Regions from separate parts of the Homo sapiens genome. Here all the other regions are linked to region 1. The links are chromatin loops, found by intact Hi-C in ENCODE. Cell type or tissue: heart left ventricle. All regions are shown on one strand.

Evidence for each region. A loop is a pair of places that touch in the nucleus more often than their neighbours do. Peaks named below come from ENCODE experiments on the same cell type or tissue, not always from the same donor. Only the 100,000 strongest peaks of a DNase experiment are listed, where the experiment ranks them.
Region 2: it touches region 1 in a loop (3-fold over the local background); 21 of 110 quality-filtered maps call a loop at or near these places.
Region 3: it touches region 1 in a loop (6-fold over the local background); 56 of 110 quality-filtered maps call a loop at or near these places.

What each region holds. Positions count from the first base shown.
Region 1 is chr9:84,396,000-84,398,499 of GRCh38, reverse strand. No RefSeq gene overlaps it. Among named protein-coding and RNA genes, the nearest start is that of SLC28A3, 56 kb to the right of the region's middle. In heart left ventricle, a CTCF peak has its summit at 1,251 (motif pointing left); DNase peaks (open chromatin) are centred at 849 and 1,249; H3K27me3 peaks cover 171 bases.
Region 2 is chr9:85,424,334-85,426,833 of GRCh38, reverse strand. All of the region lies in intron 2 of LOC105376121 (a long non-coding RNA gene), which reads left to right. Among named protein-coding and RNA genes, the nearest start is that of AGTPBP1, 320 kb to the left of the region's middle. RefSeq lists a silencer at 1,475-1,574. In heart left ventricle, a CTCF peak has its summit at 1,485 (motif pointing right); a DNase peak (open chromatin) is centred at 1,503.
Region 3 is chr9:84,952,951-84,955,450 of GRCh38, reverse strand. NTRK2 (neurotrophic receptor tyrosine kinase 2) reads right to left here. Exons shown (of 19, transcript NM_006180.6): 17 at 1-168. Among named protein-coding and RNA genes, the nearest start is that of NTRK2, 280 kb to the right of the region's middle. RefSeq lists an enhancer at 78-578. In heart left ventricle, CTCF peaks have their summits at 986 and 1,185; a DNase peak (open chromatin) is centred at 1,190.

The DNA.
Region 1 (2,500 bases):
GACAAACACAAAAAATGAAAGTATGATAATTTTTCTATAGCAAAATCTTCTTTTCTCCCCCTTGGCATGTGAATAAGAGCTATGTGGCAAAATCTTGATAATTGTTGAATCTAAGTAGTGGATAAATAAGGATTCATTATACTATTCTCTTTACTTTTGTATATATTTACATTTTTCAATAATAAGAAGAGTTTCGAGTTTACATCTGTGTCCACCCCCCATGGTTATGACATTAGGGTCAAAAGCACCTTCGGAGCCCTCACCCTCACTCCGCATGGGTGGTAAAGGCTGGACTGGAAGGACGGGCCTTACCGGGCACAGCATCTGCTTCCTGGCCCGGGAAGAGCCAGCAACATCTTGAGGAAATAAATGCATACAAAGATCAACAGCTTGAAGGGGTGGATTTCAGGGCCCGTGTGCTTCACAGTGAGTCATCACTTCCACAGTCACAATTTCTCACTTAGAAGGAATCCAAAAAAGCACCCCTAACCATTGGATTCCAAACTTCATTGGGTTCTTCTGGGGTTTATTAAACCCACAGATTCCGGGGCTCCCAACTAGACCCATAGAATAGACTGAGCAGTGGCGGGGCCCCGGAATCTGTGTTAATTTATTTCTCTGGTGATTCTGGGACAGCCCTGAACTGGGGGCCTGGGAGCCTCTGAAGTGGATCAACGTCCCAATCCCACAAAGGAGAACGTGGCCCAGAAGGGCTTTGTAACCGGCCGAAGGTGACATCCCTGCGGCTTCCTCCCTCACTTTTCACAGCCATGCCCTCCCTGAGAGACCCCTCAGAAAGAGTGGGCCCCTGGAAACGCGCCAGCACAGGAAAGAAGACAGCCAAACACTCTCCATGAATGCACGCCCCGTCCTTGGCCTGGGGGACTCGCAGCACCCCTGAGCACCCGTGCCTGGCAGATGCAGCCACGCTCCTTGCCTTCAGGTCCCTCACACGGTGTCAGGCCTAAAGCAGCCCAGCTTCTGCCTCTGATCCGGCCTCTGTGATATTGACCCCTGTCTCCTGCTAAGCAGCTCTTAGATGGGAGATGTTCTAATGGGAAAGAAGACAGGGAGGAGCCAGAGGATATCTGTTACAGCCATTACTTTCCACTCAGGATCCTATTTTGCATCTTCACTCGAGGCCTATAAATTGAACCTTGAGGGCGGGTCCCAGAAATCCGCAGCTAGAAGTTCATAAAACCAGGTCGGGTTGCCTTGGGCCAATTAAAGTGAAACACTGCCACCAAGTGGCCATTCTAGGTCATCACAGGCTGCCAGCTCCTTCCAGAGCACCTGCCTCTCTGCCAGAGACAAACAGCATGACAGAGCAGGTGGGCATGCCCTTCCCTTCTTTTTCTTAAAATTATTTTACTTATATTAATAGAAATACATTCACATGGTATAAAACGCATAAGGTCCAAAGTGGTCCTGGTGGTTGCCTCCAGAGCTAATGTAGATCCAGCTGAATGCCTCGTTAGGGGTCTCCATTAGGTCTTTAACCCTGTTATGCCTGCCATCTCACCAGTATCGTCTGTTGCTCCTTGTCCATAGGGGTTCTGTTCCCAAGTGCCCAGTGCTAACCTGCCTCTTGGAGTTTACTACAAATCTGGGTTGATTCAGCAACACCAAAGACCTGAGGCTAAATAAATTCTGCAACTCCTACCAGCCTTCCTGGTTCTGAACAACCCTGAGTATCCACCCATGGGTAGAGTGATAATCAAATGAGCCTCAGTTATCCTGAGAGCCCAGGTAAGCAAAACTGTTACAATCCTGAAATGGGTGGTCAAGGGAGCTAATAGAATCTCCTTTCAAGATCTTTGCAATTGGATTAAGTTACAAAAGTATGCCATGTATAACAGTGAATCTCTAATGCCACAAAAGACAAAGCAAAATTAATTAATATGGGAGCCTGAGGACTGCCTTGCATTTGAAACTCACTTTCCAATGTACGTTGTTTGTGTTTTGCTATGACTATTTAATTCATTCATATAAGGTGTGTATATTTTACACCTATTTAGGTGAGCCACATGTGCCACACTTGCTACTGCTTTTAACATAATGGTAACTTGGAGATTATTAGACAAAATATTTCCATTAGCTGCTGTTTTGTCAACTGATGGTTTACATAATTAATTGGACCTATAGCAAGTTTTAACTTTTGTCCTTGTTACATAATGGATCATTTTGAAATCAACTAGGAAATTGTCCTTTAGTTTTTAATGATGGGCAAATGAAAGTAATGGCACTCAGCAGTATTTGATTTTAAGGAATCAGTCAAACAATCGTGGTTTAGAATAATTGAAAATGGAAAAGCCAGCATGTGTACAGGGAGGATCGTAGAATGTTAGAGCTGATGTCTAAGAGATGAAACCCTAGCACAACTCCTTTATTTTATAAGATGGGAACCTGAGGCACAGGAAGCTGAAGAGGCTCACCTATGGCCCTTCACTCATGTCTCAAGTCTGCCACATGCTCCCTCCTAGGGGTACTGGCCAAGAGT
Region 2 (2,500 bases), 1.0 Mb before region 1:
CCAAGCTGATGAGGAAACAAATCTACCCACATCTATCTCCCTTAAACTCTTATATATCACTAGAGTTCTTATTATTCCTTTTGTTTAAATATGTGATTTCTTACATTGTATTTTTATTTTTTTTATTGAGGTATGCTTTACTTATCATAAACCTTACCCATTTTAAGTGTACAACTCAATGATTTTTGGTAACTTTATTGAATTGTACAGGCATTACCAGTTTTAGAACATTTTTATTACCTCAGTAAGATCCCTCATACCACCCCGCCACAAACTTTTTTTTTGTTTAAGACAAAGCCTTGCTCTGTCACCCATGCTGGAGTGCAGTGGTGCAATCTCAGCTCACTGCAACCTCTGCCTCCCGGGTTCAAGCGATTCATCTGCCTCAAACTCCCTAGTAGCTGGGACTACAAGCACGCGCGACCACGCCCAGCTAATTTTTATATTTTTAGTAGACACAGGGTTTCACCATATTGGCCAGGCTGGGCTCAAACTCCTGCCCTCGTGATCTGCCCGCCTTGGCCTCCCAAAGTGCTGGGATTACAGGTGTGAGCCACCGCGTCCAGCCCCTCATACCCTTTTAATGTTCATCGTCATTCCTGGCAGTACCTCTGTTGTGGAAAGTGGGATTACAAGACATGTTCCAGTTTCTTCAGAGAGGTGAGTATTGGAGAAGATTGTCCTTGAGTTCTGGCACTGGGAGGCTATGAGTCCTAATCCCAGCTCTGCTTAGTATTAGTGAGTTTATTCAATCACTCTGGACTTCAGTTGTTCACTTGAAAAATGTAATCAATAATATCTACCCTGCAGGGTTGTTCAGATGATTAGAGATAAGGTATGTGAAGAGCCTGCCACATAGTTCAGTGAAATTATGAAATTATTTCATTACAAATACACAGATGCTTGTAAACAATAGGAATTGATTGGATGCAGAGACTGAATTTTGAGGTCTATTATTTTACTATTTTGTAATTTAATCAGTGGAATGGGGTAGGAAGAAGGAGAAAATACAATTTATTTGTAATAGATATTGGCTGCTTTAAAAAATCAAATGCATTTAAAAAACAATTCCTTTTGATTTACACTGCTCAATTTTCCCCTCTTAAAACTACACAGAGATTTTCTTTCCAAAGAGCTTTTCCAAATGGCTTGACTCCCCTGACCTCCCCCAACCTCAACCCTGTCTTCTACAGTTTTTTTCTTGCTTTCTTCTGAAATAGATTTGAAAAAACAAGACCCTGACTGCAGCTTTTCAGAGCCCGGTAGTGATTTTCTCTTCTGGTATGAAATTTAAGACCCATAAAATGCAGTTGCCATTTCCTGTGGATGTTCCGCTTCTGTGTTCCGATTTGATATTTATTGCCACATGAGTCAAGATCACAATAAGTTGCTCCATTGCCCTGTGTTATTGATGTAGTGCCACCCGTTTACGTGGGGGAGTTCAGCTGCTGGCCGGGTGCCTGTTGCTAAGTACCTGGAAAACTAAACGTGGCCACTAGGGGGTGCCGCTCTCCCAGAGTCCTGACCCGGGTCCCCATTTGGGAAGGGAGAGAGAGCACCGGGAAGGGCTGCTCCAGCGCCCTCCATCTTCCTCCCGAGGGACCCCGCAGGTGAGGAGCACCATAGGCCCAAGCTCTTCCACCTTAGCCAATCCCCACGCTAGGGCAGCTTCCAAGCGGCCAGGGAATGAATGGGAGCTCTCTGCCACTTTGAATTGTGGGATCCCTCCATGGCTTTTTCTGGGGAAAGGCGTTTTAATCGGCTGTGCCAGAGTCACTAAACGGTGCTTGCTAAAGATATAGATTCTTGAATTTCATTCTCTAGACAAAGTGAACCAGAATCTCTGATGATGAGGTTCAGAAATCTCCATTCCCAACACTTGTTCCAGATGACCTCAGTGCACACCAAAGTTAGGACCCCGAAAAGGCAGGCCGTTTCTAAAAATGCTCCTTTTATCAGCTGCTCCCTTCTAAACCCTTCTAAACTCTTCTAAACCAAATCCAAAACCAACCAGAGGTCTTCGGAGCCACTGGAATATACCCTCCCCGGAGGTCTCTAAGTTCACCGTGAACCAATCTGTGGGGAGAGTAATGCCTCCATCTCTGCCAGCCAGCGTTCCGGGACCCTCAAGGACTACTTTGAATTTCAGAAGTGGAACTTCAGAAAAGCAGTGTTGAAAGAATCATTGGTGTTAATTAAAAGATGTAAATAATCTCTTTTAAAGAAATAGACTTGGCTGGGCGCGGTGGCTCACGCCTGTAATCCCAACACTTTGGGAGGCCGAGGCGGGTGGATCACGAGGTCAGGAGATGGAGACCATCCTGGCTAACACGGTGAAACCCCGTCTCTACTAAAAATACAAAAAAATTAGCTGGGCGTGGTGGTAAGTGCCTGTAGTCCCAGCTACTCGGGAGGCTGAGGCAGGAGAATGGCGTGAACCCAGAAGGCGGAGCTTGCAGTGAGCCGAGATCGCGCCACTGCACTCCAGCCTGGGTGACAG
Region 3 (2,500 bases), 560 kb before region 1:
TCCCCGACCAGGCAGTTCCTGGTGGCCAAATCGCGGTGCACGAAGTGCTGGGACGCCAGGTAGACCATGCCCGCGGCGATCTGCTGGGCTATATGCAGCATCTGCGACTGCGTCAGTTCCGTGGGCGGGTTGCCCTCAGCCATCAGCACGGCATCAGGGCCGTGTGCCCTGGGGAAGGACATGGAGAATGAAGCTGGGGGCCTCAGCATTTTCACTCCAGGGGCCCTTTGCCCCTGCCCCTCCCCGTCCCTCTTGCTAAGCTCCTCACCCCCACCCTGTAGCTGCTGGTGCTAAAAGATGCTGCCTGACTTAGCATGAAGAGGAGACAAAGGTGCTCACACAGTTGTACTTCTGCAGTCCTGAGAGCACCCAGGCTGCTCTGTTTCCCAAAGAGTCTGGAATTCCCAGGACCCCGTGGGCCTGAATGTCCCCCTTCCCTCCAGTGTACAGACAGGTTGACATTTTAGGGGCTCTGGCACTGTGCTGGGTTCAGGCACTTACCAGGGCCCCCTGACCCTGAGAAGCAGCAGGTAGGTGAAGGAAGACAAAACCAAAAACAAAACATATGGGGAAAGATGGACTCTCCTAGTGGGATGGACATGGCAGCCCAGTGGGTCCCCACCCCTTCCCACCTAGCCAGGCTATGCCAGAGTATCCCCCAACCAAGCTGATTCCTCCAGAGTGTCCCCACCAGCACCAGAGCTGGGCAGCCTGCGGCCTTCCATAGTCCACCTGATCTGTGGCCAGGCATGGTTTTGAAGCTACGCCTGGCTCTCTCAAGCCCAGTTCAACAACAGAGTCCCAGGGCATTCTCAATCTGGATGTTCATTCTCAATACAAAATACCATTTCCTTCTGTCCACCCCTCCTCCAACCTCCGCTCAACACAGGCTATGGCCAACACATAGGAGAACTCTTTTGAACCACAGCCTGTTTATTCTTTTGCTGGGGAAAATTTTATTGTTTACACTATGGGGAGGGGGACTATGATTTTTTAAATCTTATTTTTCTTCTGTCTTACACACCTGGCCTCTCCTCAGCTATGTGATGACTTAGGGCACCCTAACACGCAAGTCCTGCAAGGGTGGGAGGATCCGCGTCTTAGGATGCCGCCCTCAGCGCGGCAGGCTCTGCTGTGACATCCTGCGCTGTGAGCCAAGATGAGCGTCATTGCCCCTGGTGGCCTGAGGGGGCGCTGCAGTGCAAGGAATAAAGGCGGGGTTTGCTGTCGGGCTCTGCCCTGGCGTGGCCAAGGGCTTCTCTCTGGGAAAGGAAAGATCTCTCTCAAGACGTTTTGAAACACTTAGAATAAATATAGAGGATTCTGCATAAATGTTAAAGTAGGTAACCTCACCTGCAGGGTTTCAGAGCCGTGTGAGTATTTGAAACTGAGAAAGCCAGAATTGTCTGAGAACACATGTCAGGGTTTGCCCTGCCTCTCCGCCCTCCTTCCCCCAACTATTCAAGCCACAGGCGTATCCCCACTTCCATCCCGGCTCCAGCCTACAGTGACTGTCTTTGCCTTTGATTTCGGGAATCATTCTGTCACCAGATCTTTCATTCCTGTAATCTCAGGGAATGAACACTGGACAGGAGTTGGGGGGTCTCCCAGGCCTACCAGCGTCCAATGCCATGATCCTGGGAAGCCCTTTAATTTCTCTCATGTACAATTTCTTCATTAGTCAAAAATACAGAGGAATATTATACTGGGTAATTTCTTAGGTTCTTCCTGTCTCTAAATACCTGGATTTAACCATTCCCTGGGGAGGAGTTTCCTGTTTTTGTACAAGCCAGTCCTAACATATTTCACCTCTACTCAAACCACAACCCCCAGCTGCCTCTTGTCACATTGAGGAACAATGCTGGGAAAATGCTCCAGGGCTTTCTTCAGCTCAAAAGCACCTACTCAAGGTAAGAAGCGGCACAGTGGCCAAAGCTCCGGGATATGTGAAATGAATTTGGATCCTGTCCTACACTTGCTGTGTGATTTTGGGTGAGTTACATAACCTCTCTGGGCCTGTTTCCTCACTCTGTAAATTGTAGATACTAACTGCCCCTTGCTAAGGGCATTGATGTGAGGAGGACTGACACTGTGCTTGCATAGTGCTTCGTGGCCTTTCACAGGAAAACCAGGGAGAAAGGCTTTGCAAACAAAGATTCTCTTTAAAAATGAAATTGACAGGTGATGTGAAAACACAAGTTATCCTCTGTGCATTACTTTTTGTAACTGGCCTGTAACAGGGCTCTTCAGGATACTAGAGGGTGGGCCCTTTCCACTTCACTAAAGGTGAATCAAGCCTAATCCTTTTCAGCACTGAGGGGTCAGGGGAAATTGCCAATGTTTTCACTTGTCTTCCTTAAATCTACTATGACCTCAGCACCAGGAGAAGGGGCTGGGGTGCACATAAACTAAAGAAAATCTGAAATAAAGACCCAGAGACTCGGTCAGAATTTAATCTTCATAGGTACCATTTAAATAATAAAATAATTTGTTGATTGGC